Regions from separate parts of the Homo sapiens genome. Here region 2 is linked to region 1. Evidence: chromatin contacts called from ENCODE Hi-C or POLR2A ChIA-PET data. All regions are on one chromosome and are shown on one strand. The core of a region is the stretch at or near the end of the contact, and the rest is flanking DNA. Distances in the headings are between cores, read along the strand shown.

Evidence for each region. Hi-C counts contacts between places; a loop is a spot of excess contacts on that map. ChIA-PET counts read pairs that join two places held with the same protein, here RNA polymerase II (POLR2A). Pooled maps may share reads with other maps.
Region 2: a loop to region 1 is called in a pooled map, with 2.5 times the contacts of the local background. The contact joins two enhancer-like sites. A Hi-C loop is called at or near these places in 8 of 50 pooled maps. POLR2A ChIA-PET finds 5 or more read pairs at or near these places in 5 of 52 experiments (GM12878, H1, OCI-LY7 and 2 more).

Annotation. Positions count from the first base shown.
Region 1 is chr9:19,148,767-19,155,929 of GRCh38, reverse strand. No RefSeq gene overlaps it. Among named protein-coding and RNA genes, the nearest start is that of PLIN2, 25 kb to the right of the region's middle. RefSeq lists a cis regulatory region at 1,272-1,860. Within about 2 kb of position 1,674, at least 8 of the 41 ENCODE cell types and tissues checked have a DNase peak (open chromatin) inside an H3K27ac peak, as active enhancers do.
Region 2 is chr9:19,448,544-19,455,266 of GRCh38, reverse strand. It overlaps ACER2 (alkaline ceramidase 2), which reads right to left. Exons shown (of 6, transcript NM_001010887.3): 6 at 2,762-4,817. The coding sequence ends at 4,631. Among named protein-coding and RNA genes, the nearest start is that of MAP1LC3BP1, 11 kb to the left of the region's middle. RefSeq lists an enhancer at 3,282-3,501. Within about 2 kb of position 3,451, at least 2 of the 41 ENCODE cell types and tissues checked have a DNase peak (open chromatin) inside an H3K27ac peak, as active enhancers do.

The DNA.
Region 1 (7,163 bases), core at 425-2,924:
ACAAAGGGTTTCAGGGCCAAAAAGTTTGAAAGCTGCTTGTCTACCTGTTCTCTGAGTTTCATTCTAGGTATGAATCTGTCACCTTGCTCAATCTAGTCACTGTCTGCTCTGAGCCACATTCTCTGCCAAAGTAGTAACCGAACTGCCCACTTCTGATCACATTACTTATCAACCTTCAGTGACTCCCTATGAGGCATTCCCAAGCTTCCCCCTTAATCTAACATACCTTCTCCATCAGCCACCCTGGGCTCTGTGCAGGAGACTCCCCAAAGGTGCTTTTCCTTCCTTCTGTTTCTGCACATTCTCCCCTTGCCTGAGAGGCTCTCTGCCTCCCATCCCATGCTCTTTGTAATCATCTATTTCACCACCCAGAAGCAGCTTCTCTTCTATGTTCCTGCTGTACTTTGTTCATGGGGCTTTTATGTGTGCATGTTCTAGCTCCCCTGCTGGATTAATTATCCTTATTAAGGGCAGGAATTACATTTTATAGATCTCTGTACCCAGCATAGGCATTAGCAAGATACCATATGCACAACAGCTATTTGAGCTCTTTATTTAGGTTGAAATGGGGCATGCCCTGGCAGAGTGCATCCTACCTCGCCAAATATTTCTTCACCTGTCTGTCATCTTCTCACTCCCACCTCCTCTCACCATCTGTAGGAGGCTATCATTACAATGCACAGGTGTTACCTAAGTTCTTAGATTATAGAACACCTGGTTGATGCCTGGGAGCTAAAAGAACAAGATCCAGGTCAACTAGTAGTGAACAAGACATGAGAAAGAGGCTTGAGAGAGAGACAAGTCCACAAGCCTTTGATGACAGGCAGACATAAGCTCTCTGGCCCTAGTGGGAAACGTCTAGGCTGAGACAATTGCCAGAGTTTGGAAATACATTGTTTTACAGTAGAAAGAGAGCAGTAGGTCTTGGAAAAGAACATACTTAATATTTACAGCTGTTTAATATTAGGTGGATTTCTAATCCTCTGAGCCTCATCTGTAAATTAGGAATAAAACATCTTCTGTAAACCTCTGAGGGTTAGCAATAATGTTCCTCATACGTAGCATACACAGCAGGCTCAATAAGTGGAATTACAGGTTGTGAAGAAAGGGAGTAAAGAGGCAAATGAGATGTAAAAACAAGAAGAAGGAAAGGTTGTTTTAAAGATAAATGTCTTTATTTTTCTTTATAGTCTTGCTATGTTGCCCAGGCTGGACTTGAACTCCTGGCCTCAAGTGATCATCCCACTTTGGCATCCCAAAGTGTTAGGATTACAGACATGAGTTACCATGGCTGATCAAGAAAAATGTCATGAACTACTCTTTTTTTTTTTTCCACGTATGACCAGTAAATCACATTGGGCTCCTTTTAACCATGGCTGAAGTGAGACTGTAATGATGTGGCATGTGCATAGGAATCACTTGGACATCTTGTGAAATGGCAGATTCTCATTCTATAGGTCTGGGTGGGCCTGATACTGTGCATTTATGATGTAATTCGGCTGGTCTGTGAACCACACACTGTGAGTAGAAAAGTGGTTGTCCATGTAGGCTGTTGAGATAAAAACAGATGAGTCAGCTGGGATGCCTGGTCTGCTTCCCTCACATGCCTAAAAGCTACCATGCTTTCAAGAAGAAGGAGGTCAGCTGAGGGAGGTTAAACTGTTAGGGAGAACAGCACCACGTGGAATGATAAGGGCCAAAGGATGGCGCAATTACAAGTGAAAAAGAGAACTTGTGTTCTTTGGGCCTTATCTACAGACCATATTCGGACACAAGAAACTGGATTGAAATTCTTCTCAGGGAACGTTAATCTCTTTGGACCTTGGTTGAAATGCTGGAATAATTAAAAAAAAAAAAAAGATTAAGCAAGATACCATTAGAAGCTTTTGCAACAAGACACAGTTTCATCAGCGGTAAAATGAGAATAATAATAGCAATACCTAAAGTAAATGTAGCAAATTAGTCATTGCAGAATCTAGGTGGTGGGAGTGTGGGTGTTCACTGAACAATTCTTTCTTTCTTTTCTTTTCTTTCTTTCTTTTTTTTTTTTGAGATGGAGTCTTGCTCTGTCTAACAGGCTGGAGTGCAGTGGTGTGATCTCAGCTCACTGCAGCCTCCACCTCTGGGGCTCAAGTGATTCTCCTTCCTCAGCCTCCCGAGTAGCTGGGATTACAGGTGCCTGCCACCACACCCAGCTAATTTTTGTAGTTTTGGTCGAGACGGGGTTTCTCCATGTTGGCCAGGCTGGTTTCAAACTCCTGACCTCAAGTAATCCGCCCACCTTGGCCTCCCAAAGTGCTGGGATTAGAGGCGTAAACCACTGCACCTGGCCCCACTGAACAATTCTTTCAACTTTCCTGTATGTTTGAAAAATCTTCAGAGTGAAATGTTGAAAAAATATGCCTCCAAATAAGGTTGAAATTAGATACATTAGAGTAAAATAGAGGAATGTAAATAACATTAGCCCAGTCTGAACACTAGTTACTCTCTAAGGGACATTCTTTTAGCAATTTTAGAAATTATTTTGGAGGCAGAAATACACATAAAATGTTTCTGAGGGCTGGGCGCGGTGGCTCACGCCTGTAATCCCAGCACTTTGGGAGGCCGAGGCGGGCAGATCACCTGAGGTCAGGAGTTCAAGACCAGCCTGGCCAACATGGTGAAACCCTGTCTGTACTAAAAATACAAAAATTAGCCAGGTGTGGTGGCAGGCGCCTGTAATCCCAGCTACTGAGGAGGCTGAGGCAGGAGAATCACTTGAACCCGGGAGGCAGAAGTTGCAGTGAGCCGAGATCGCACCACTGCACTCCAGCCTGGGCAACAGAGAGAGACAACATACCAAAAAAAAAAAATAATTATATATATATATATATATATATATATTTCTGAAAGGATACATAAGAAAAAGTTAGCATTGGCTGTGTGCGGTGGCTCGCGCCTGTAATCCCAGCAATTTGGGAGGCCGAGGCAGGTGGATTGCCTGAGCTCAGGAGTTTGCAACCAGCCTAGGCAACACAGTGAAACCCCGTCTCTACTAAAATACAAAAAAAAATAGCCAGGTGTGGTGGCATGCGCCTGTAGTCCCAGCTACTCAGGAGGCTGAGGCAGGAGAATTGCTTGAACCCGGGGGGCAGAGGTTGCAGTGAGCCGAGATATCGCCACTGCACTCCAGCCTGGGCAACAGACAGAGACTCTGTCTCAAAAAAAAAAACAAAAAGAGAAAAGAAAAGAAAAGAAAAGAAAGGATAGCATTGATTGCCTCCAGCAAGGGGGAACTTTGTGAGTAGAAGACAGAATGGAAGGGAGGCTTTTCACTGTATTATCTTTTGTAGGTTTTGCATATCAGATCATGTGTAAGTATTACCTATTCAAAAATAAATAAAATTATGGCCAGGTATGGTGGCTCACACCTGTAATCCCAGCACTTTGGGAGGCCAAGGCAGGCAGATCACTTGAGGTCATGAGTTCGAGACCAGCCTGGCCAACATGGTGAAACCTCATCTCTACTAAAAATAGAAAAATTAGCCAGGTGTGGTGGCAAGCACCTGTAATCCCAGCTACTCAGAAGGCTGAGGCAGGAGAATTGCTTGAACCTGGGAGGCAGAGGTTGCAGTGAGCCAAGATTACACCACTGCACTCCAGCCTGGGAGACAGAGCAAGAGTCCATCTCAAAATAAATAAATAAATAAAATCAAAATAAAAACGTAGAGCTCTCAAAGTCTAATAGTTTGCCTCTCTTCTAAGCAGTTTAATCATTAAGTTGCAGAATTTGCTGTGCATGGCCCTTGGTTATCAAAGAGGTCAATGTCCAGCTTCATTGAAGTGGTACATAATGAGGTTGAATTGACCTATGCACAGCCAGCTGGCTGGATCTATTTGAGGACATTTTTAGCTATGACCCAAAGGACTGTATTTTCCATTCCTGCGTTCCAGACAGGGCTGAGCTCAGGAAGTATCTAGGTTGGGTAGCCAGAGGCAGACTGGAGGTCTCATAGGTGTGTGTTAAAGGATGTAGACAGAGATAGGGAGTGAAGAGCTACACATCACGACTGGGTCATAGTCCTGTGTAAGGAATATTTTACCTGTTCCATACTTAAAGTTTACAAAGTGTTTACAGACATTACCTTCTCTGAGTCATCCAATTTCTCTGGATGGCAAGTGGGCAAGGATTTTGTCCTGTCTTACTAAAGGGGAAAACTGAGTGTGGTGACCATGAGATACACCGCTCAGATATCCTTCTAACTGCGGGGAGCAATTGACTGAGGGCCCCTGCTGCCTTCTGAATTCCATCACCACATGTGAGCTGAGGCCACACACCCATGGGCTACTCTCAGCCAGTGACAGAGTGTGGCAGGGATATTAAGGCAGGGTGATACTTTGGAGATATGGGACTCCTCTGATGACTGGGGTGCTCCCACAGCCTCACTGAAATTTCTTTAGAGTACACTATAATGTAACGTGCTTCTACCCACCCTTCTCTCCTTTCCTCTCTTCTTCACTTGGGTTGAGGCCTGCATCGCAGTCTGATGGGCCTGCCAGCCTCTCCTGGCTCCTTCCCATTTTCTCTTAGAGGCATTTCCTACAAGTTGAATACTATTTTGTCATCAAACATAGATCTGGGTGATTGTAGGTATGCTTGTAATCACTGCAATATATTGTCTTTGTTTTCAGAAATTCATTTCAACTTGAGTCATTAGATAGGCAAATCTTTTTTTCCTACTAGCTTATCATTTTGAATACTTTATTAAAAATATTTTCATATACATGTGATTCTGTGTGGCATATTACATAGGCATAGAAATAACAATTGGCTAGGCACACTGGCTCACACCTGTAATTCCAGCACTTTGGGAGGCCGAGGCAGGTGGATCATTTGAGGCCAGGAGTTCAAGACCAGCCTGGTCAACATGGTGAAACTCTGTCTGTACTAAAAATACAAAACATTAGCTGGGTATGATGGTGCATGCCTGTACTCCCAGATACTCGGGAGTCTGAGGCAGAAGAATCGCTTGAACCTGGGAGGTAGATGTTGTAGTGAGCTGAGATCGTACCACTGCACTCCAGCCTGGGTGACAGAGTGAGATCCTGTCTGCCCCGCAAAAAAAAGGAAAAAGAGAGAAAGACAGCTTCTCACTGTGTTGCCTAGGCTGAAGTGAGTGGCTATTTACAGGTGTGATCATAGTGCATGACAGCACTGTGATCTCCTATGATCACTCTTAAACTCCTGGGCTCAAGTGATCTGCCTGCCTCAGCCTCATGAGTAGCTGGGACAACAGGCACATGCCACCATGCCTGGCTATTTATTATTATTATTGAGACGGAGTCTCACTCTGTTGCCCATGCCAGAGTGCAGTGGGGCAATCTCAGCTTATTGCAATCTCTGCCTCCCAGGTTCGTGCAATTTTCCTGCCTCAGCCTCCCAAGCCCTGGGATTACAGGTGTGCACCACTACGCCCAGCTGGTTTTTGTTGTTGTTTTTTTGAGACGGAGTCTCACTGTCGCCCAGGCTGGAGAGCAGTCCTGGCTCACTGCAAACTCTGTCTCCCCGTCTCAAGCAATTCTCCTGCCTCAGCCTCCCCAGTAGCTGGGATTATAGGCGTGCGCCACCACGCCCAGCTAATTTTGTATATTTAGTAGAGACGGGGTTTCACCATGTTAGCTAGGCTGATCTCAAACTCCTGACCTCAGGTAATCTAACTGCCTCAGTCTCCCAAAATGCTGGGATTACAGGTGTGAGCCATCATGCCGGGCCCTAGTTTTTGTATTTTTAGTAGAGACAGGGTTTTACCGTGTTGGCCAGGCAGGTCTCACACTCCTGACCTCAAGTGACCCATTCACCTCAGACTCCCAAAGTGCTGGGATTACAGGTGTGAGCCACCATGCCTGGCCCATGCCTGGCTATTTAGTGTTTATGAAGATTTCAAGGTATTTTTGTTGTTGTTGTTCTTTGTAAAATAATTTGTCCTCCTCCATTGTCCACTCCACTTTTCTTCTTTCTTTTTTTGTCTTGAGACAGTCTTGCTCTGTCACCTAGGCCACAGTGCAGTTGCCTGATCCCGGCTCACTGCAACCCGGCTCAAGCGATCTTCCCACCTCAGCCTCTTTAGTAGCTGGGACTACAGGCTACAGGCACACACCACCGTACCTGGCTAATTATTGTATTTTTTTATACAGATGAGGTTTCACTATGTTGCCCAGGCTGGTCTGGAACTTCTGGGCTCAAGAATCCTCATGCCTCAGCCTCCCAAAGTGCTGAGATTATGGGCATGAGCCAGCCACTTCACTTTTCCTTGTCTTTATTAATGCTCTGGAGTTTGTAATTATATGGCCAACCTAGGGGTTCTGGGAACTTACTCAGGCCAGGAGAATTACCATTTGCAGATTACCCTGTGGCTTGGCAAGGAACGTCATAAACCCACACATGCTGGTCAAAGGAGGAGATGGTTTAAGTCTTTTGAAATGGTGTCATCAGGAGAATGGAGACATTGTCAGCTGTCAGCACGACACCATTTGACATAGGGTGGGAGGAGGCAGAGCAATCAGCAGGCTCTTACTTCTAGACTGTTCTTGGAGTTGGCTGGCAGCAACCTGATTGGCAATAGTTGTTTGCCTGAGTTCCCAGAATTCCATTTTGAGTTCATTCTGGTTGAACAGAACGTTTTGTCAGAACAATTATGGCTTTCTTCCTGAAGTGTGCTTGGCCGGAAAAGAAAGCAGGAGACCTCAAGGGCTAATAATCTAGCAGTGGCTGACACTGAAATGATGCATGGAAGAAAGGCTACCAAGCAAGGGAGGTGGAGAGCAGTTTGAAGCAACTGGGGTAAGCTGAGGTGTGTGAAAGCAGCCCTTCTGCTTGTGCGTCCCCACAGCGACAGCAAGTGTGGCTAGTGACGAGGAGGAGTGTGCCAAAGCCAGAGGGCCACAGGAAAGGGAAGGCTTGGCCATCAGTACATGACTTGGTGAAGACATGAAGAATGTCTTCAAGGAACTTGTCTATGTAGCAGACTGGTGATGAGGTGGTCTTGTTGAGTCCATGTAGTAAGGAATCAGTACCTTACACACATGCACACACACACCATGAGAGAGAGAGAGAGAGAAAGAGAGAGAACAGTATTGCCTTGCCTGTTTACAACAGAGATCTCAGTTACTAACTATATATTCTG
Region 2 (6,723 bases), core at 2,202-4,701, 300 kb before region 1:
AGTAAAAATAAACTGTTCTTAGGTATTTTATGCTGGAAATATTTTCATGTGTTAATTTCACAGCTCTGAGAAGAAACCAACAAGGAACAACAATTACTTTACGCATTTTTAATAACAATGGTACCCAATTCATTAACAAATGAATTTAGGCAATGTGCTTTGCTCTACAATCCATCAGATACATTTTCACTGCAGATAGTTCAGAAATCATTTTGGAAATAGACACAAACATGTACATATTCATTTGCTGAAAATGCCACTTACAGCTTTAATATCAAATATAGTTATCATAGTTCACAGAAAAAGTATAAAGTGCAAAAGCTCCACTTCAAAAGGCCTTAAGTCACTCCCAAAGCAATGAGGATTAAATTTTACCACAGCCAGTGGGCATGCCACCCTTATGTAGGACACCTACATAAGGTATAAAACAAGGTATATATCTGAAAACACTATATTGCTCTGATTACATATTGTGGTTATAAAATAGTTTTAAATCTGGTTTAACATACAGAGAAAGATACAATTCAAACAATTAGTCCTATAAAGTAGGGGTTATTTATTTTTTTAAGTTTGCAGGGGAATTATGTCTATAAAATCCATTGAGAATCCCAATCTGGCCCAAGACTTCTCTTTGGCCAGCTGGAATAATAGCACCTAGGCAAAGCCTTGGCTATGAAAGCTTTCAGATTAATTTCAGTGTAAAAGGAGCTAGGAGAGGGGCCCTGACTGGGTGAGCTTCAGCATCCACCTGGTCCCTCAGAGATGGTTCCATGTCTGCCCCAAGGGATAAAGAGCCAGGAAGGCTCAAATCCCAGTCCTGAGGGCTCATGGAAGCATGATGAACTGGCGAGAGAAGTTTTACACACCTGACAGATCCAGTAAGTGGAATAGGTGGTCGTATTTTTACAAAGCCTTGTGTTTGATGACCATCAAGCTTTGTCCCTCAACAGAACATCTTTGATCTATAATTAATGTTTTAGGCACTCTTCACTGGACAGGCATAGAGTTCCCCAAAAATGCAGCCCATCCCCAAATGGATTCAGAGATCTCATCTCCACACACCTTAAATGTGTTCATGGAAGGACTTGATTTATAATGATGTAATCATAAAGGGAAGAAAATATTACTTTTTCTAATAATCAACAACTAAACACTGTAAAACATGAATCGCTGACTGAAATGATCACTCGGAAACATGAATGGTTTTTTATAGCCTAACTCCAGTTTCTGCTGGGTATTGATCTTGGGCAAATTCTGACCAGAACAAAATCTGATTAGCCATGCCAAGTAACCACAACCATGACCTAACTCCTAAGTGTCAGCCCTACTGAAGGGAGGGAGATTCTTGACTGCCCATCAATTAATGAAATAAACTATTCATTTTTTACAATCTGAACATATCAAAATCTGTAAAGTCACATATTTAACAGCTATTTATGATGACTCACCAAGCCAAGTGCAGAGGCACATCAAAAAGTACAATTACATTCATTACTTTTTGGAGCCCATTCATGTTAGGCTTGATTAAAAAGGTAGACTCAGTAGTCAGTCTCAGAATCCAGTGATCAGCATTCAAGCATATAGCTAACTCTAGTGTATTCCAAACCTACACTTCATGAAAAAATATACAACTGGCATTTACATGCCATTCAAGCTACAGGATAAATGTCAACTCTGAAAGACATCATTTATTTACAACTATATTGGGGGAAAAAAGAGGAGACCAAACCAAAATATTAACAAGGATTATACCTGGGCAATAGAAATATGGGTTACTTTTTTTTTTCTTTGACTTCTCTGTAGTTTCCCAATTTTCTTTAAAGAGTTTGTAGTGCTTTTACATATATGAGCGATGCCATAAACCCAACTTAAAATAAGATGGGTATATTTCTACTCTCTTGGTTTACATCCCATGCTGGCAAGCTAGAGTGATTTCTGTTCAAAAGTGAAGTTATGTTTTGTCCTCCTCAAATATACTCCATTCCACATTTCTTTCTCAGCTCATCTCTTTAAAACCAGTTTCTAGAAGCACATTCTGCTTCTCACATTAAAAAAAAAAAAAAAAAAAAAAAAAAAAAAGCCGGGCTTAAAATATATACCAAACCCCCTACCTTGGAGCATTTATACCATAAAGTAGATGAGACCAGAATCCATGCCTGATAAGGTCAATCTAAAATAAGAATGAGCTGATATTTGCCTTTAAAAAATTCTAGACTTGAAACCCAAAGGACTTAACAGCAGTTCTGTTCCATCAACCTCCTAGGTCTCAAAGAGATACATTAGAAATTCTACGAATATTTAATTCAAAGATCATTTTAAAAATATTTTTTAGGCCAGGCGTGACGGCTCATGCCTATTCCCAGCACTTTGGGAGGCCGAGGCGGGCGAATCTCTTGAGCCCAGAAGTTTGAGACCAGCCTGGGCAAAATGGTGAAACCCCATCTCTATGAAAAAATACAAAAATTAGCTGGGAGTGGAGGCACGCACCAGTACTCCCAGCTCCTGGGGAGGCTGAGGTGAGAGGATCACTTGAGCCTGGGAGACAGAGGCTACAGTGAGTCATGACTGCACCACTGCACTCCAGCCTGGGTAATAGAGCAAGACCCTGACTCAAAAACAAAACACTCTCTCTATATATATATAAAACTATAATAAACCAACATATACATTCATTCAACACCTAATTTTTCTACCTTGGAAATTACCAATTTGTTAATTTGCATTTTCACCACCTCATATATTATTAAGTAAATGCCATAAATTTAACCTTAAATAAATTTAATAACATACAATTTACTTCACACACTGGGGTTCCACAAAGATTTCTTACTACAAACAGCGTTCTGCTTCTCAACAACCTATATAATTTGATAACCACAGATGTAGCATAAAGTCATTCATTTTTAAACTCTAAATTCAGTTGCTTATTGGGGTTTTCACCTTGGATCTGGTACAAATTCTAACTAGAGTAAGAGTTCCTGGATGTGTCAAAAATCGTCACCTTCCCAACTCTTACATATGTAGGACAGTGACATGACTCCTGCCCACAGAAGAACACACCTGTCCTGCCCTCTCCCAACAATGGAATGTTACAAAGCAGGACACGCCTGAGTTAAAATGAGTATCCCTGAGGTTGATAATTCCCACCATGCACCTTGAAGATGGTTCTTGAATCTTTCATTCAGCCCGATGAAGAGAAGATTCATTGTAGCCAGTGTCACATTAGGTGAGAAAAATTCAGAAGGCAACAGATTTGCGCTGCTGCACCAGCGACCCAAACCAGCCCGTGAGTGCATAGCTACTGCCAGCACTTGAGAAAGGTGAGCCGTTGGATACTCTGGGAAACCGAGAAAGCACCTTCTACTGCAAGCGTGAAGAACATGATGCCCACAGAAAACACAACAGAAACAAGAAGTGAGACTCTTGAAGGTAATTTCCAGAATAGTACAGCATACTGGAGGCTTCAAATGAGAAAACGTTTCCAAAAACTTCATGTTTGCTCCAAATTTTGAACCAGAACCCCCACCACAATTGTGAGGAGCCCTTTGGTAAACTTACAGAGGTCAAGTCTTAAAGATGGTGGGTCTGTGGGAATGTTCATGCCATAATTCTTCTTCTCTGTAGATTTGAGGCTGCTGAGCTGGGGTGGGAGGGGGAAGAGGAAGTGATGTCAGTATTTAAAAATTGTGCTCAGTATTTAAAAATTGTGCTCATCTTCAAGAAGGGCCTAAAGTGGAGTGTAGGTTTTGGCAGAGAGGGTTTTACTCATTAGCTTCACGTTTATCTGAAGTCTCTCCATCTCTCCACAGAGGTAGTAGTAAAAGGATTCACAGATGCATGTAAAACCTGGGTTAGTTGAGAAATGCAAGTGAAAAACTAGCCTTTTTAGCCACAAGTCCTGTGTGTGTTTCATCTGTTTGGTTTTGTTTAAGGACAATTACCCCAAAGGAAAATCTCTGGCATCTTCCATCACAGAGTCAGAGGGTCTTGTCTCTCAGAGGGTCTGTCTGTCATCAGTAGAGTCCACTCCAAGGGCGCCTGGGAATGGTGGGGTCTGGAGCAGGCCAGCTTTCTCCAGGAAGAGATGCATTGTACAGGGCTGGATCCCCCAAGGGACTGCTCTGCCATGGCCATTAAGGACGCAGCCCAACAAGTCACTGCATCTGGAAGTGATGCTGAGAAAGATGCATCTAGTGTCCCTAAGCCCTCCATTTTCCATCTTTGGGAAAGGAATAGACACTTTTCCCCTTGTACAGTGGAATCCAGGTGGTCCACAGACACATTAGGGAGGAGGAGGGGACCTTTTTAAAAATTACACAAAATCCAGAAATCCTAAAGAAAAGATTAACAGATGTGACAACATGAAAGTTTAAAACCAGTATGGCACAAAAATATTAACATACTGAAAGACAAATGGGAAACTGCAGGGGGGCAGGGAATATTTGTACCATATGACAAAGTTTAAATCCCTACATACAAAGAACACTAAAGAAATTAAGAGCCCCAGCAAATAGATTTTTGAAAAGATAGCCCACACCCCAACTATTCGAACTCCCTTGGCTGTCTTCCTAGCAAAGGAAGCCCACTGCATGAGGGGCGATAAGCAGAGAAGCCAGCCACCATCTTGCCATCACGTGATCTTGACTGATGATTTCTTGTTGGCACACAGGAGGGACACATAGGGGACACCAATGAAGGCCCATTTCTCATTGGGCCAGAACTTGATGACAGGGCCTTGCTCAGGAATCTCTGAGGCAGCATCAAAGTAGGCAAAGCATACACAGCCCAGGTAGGCAGCAAGGCAGATGAGGATGTGCCTGCAGAGGGAGACAAGAGGTGAGAACCTGATGAGCATGAAGACTCCGCTGCCCTGAGTTTAGCCTGCTCCTTCTTCCGGTCTAACCCACGCACCTTGCTGACTGTAGTTGCAGCCCAGGGGCCTCTTCTAATTAGGAAAGGATGAAGATTACCAACAATCCCTGGAATAGCAGGATGATAAATCTTCAGCAATTTGGGACCCGTTTTAGAATGTTCTTAAATAGTCCTGCTGGATAATAGGAACAAATGTGCAAATAAATGCCTTTGGGCCTCAAACAAGAAGACTGAGGCCCAAGGATTTACAACAGAGATGCTAAGATGGAAGTAACTGAGCACATCTGATTAGAACCCACCTTCTCACTTTAACAACTGGTTACAGATATTTTATGTCCTTCATCAGGAATAATTTTATGTTGGTTAAACCACTTTTGCAGTTTAGTGGAAATTTTAAAAAATTTATCCTCACTGTACCTGTACAAAGTTTTAAATTTATATTAAACTTTATCGAACAATAGACCATTTAAAAGCATGTAATCCTTTTTTTTTTTTTTTTTTTTTAAATGAAGTCTCACCCTGTCATCCAGGCTGGAGTGCAATGGTGCAATCTCGGCTCACTGCAACCTCTGCCTCCTGGGTTCAAGCAATTCTCCTGCCTCAGCCTCCCAAGTAGCTGGGATTACAGGCACCCACCACCAGGCCCACCTAGCTAATTTTTGTATTTTTAGTAGAGAGGGAGGGGGTTTCACCATGTTGGCCAGGCTGGTCTTGAACTCCTGACCTCAGGTAATCCACCTGCCTCGGCCTCCCAAAGTGCTGGGATTACAGTCGTAAGCCACTGCGCCCAGCCCAAAGACAATATTTTTATAAACTTTGATGTTGGGGAGGAGGGGATCTTTTTAAAAATTACACAAAATCCAGAAATCCTATAGAAAAGATTAACAGATGTGACAATATGAAAGTTTAAAACCAGTATGGCACAAAAATATTAATATACTGAAAGACAAATGAGAAACTGCAGGGGGGCAGGGAATATTTGTACCATATGACAAAGTTTAAATCCCTACATACAAAGAACACTAAAGAAATTAATCAGGGTCAGGGTGGGAAGTAGGTGAGAATGGTATGAACCAGATTGGCCTCGTGTTGATAGTTATGGAATCTGGGTGTTGCCTATATGGGGGTTCAATGTATTATTCTCTGTACTTGTGAAAATGTTGCAAATATGCATAAGTGGCACATAGTTACGTAGCTAGTAATGACTGTCTACTATGTGCCAAGCCTAGATGCTGAATATAAACTGTTTTATTTTTTATTTTTTGGAGACGGGGTCTCACTCTGTTGCTCAGGCTAGAGTACAGTGGCACAATCTCAGCTCACTTCAATCTCCGCCTCCCAGGTTCAAACGATTCTCCTGCCTCAACCTCCCAAATAGCTGGGACTACATGCACATCCGGCTAATTTTTTGCATTTTTAGTAGAGACGGGGTTTCACCGTGTTAGCCAGGATGGTCTCGATCTCCTGACCTGGTGATCCACCTGCCTCGGCCTCCCAAAGTGCTGAGATTACGGGCGTGAGCCACCACGCCCGGCTGATATGAACTTTTAAAAATAGAAACACTCAATAGACCAGACAAAGAAAATTAAAAGGGGAAATACACATCACAAATTGACATTTGAAAAGATGCCCAACAAAAATACTAATTTTTTAAAAAGACATAATAATAAAAACAAAATATAATTTTTCTCAAACAGGTTAATGGAGATTTAAGAGTTTCCAGTATATGTGAAAGTGTGGGTAAAAAATGCTCTCTTACAGACTTCAGTAAACAGTGTTAATGGTACAGTTTCTCTGGATTTAGCAATATATAATATTAATTTAACATATGAAAATATTCAGAAACTCAAA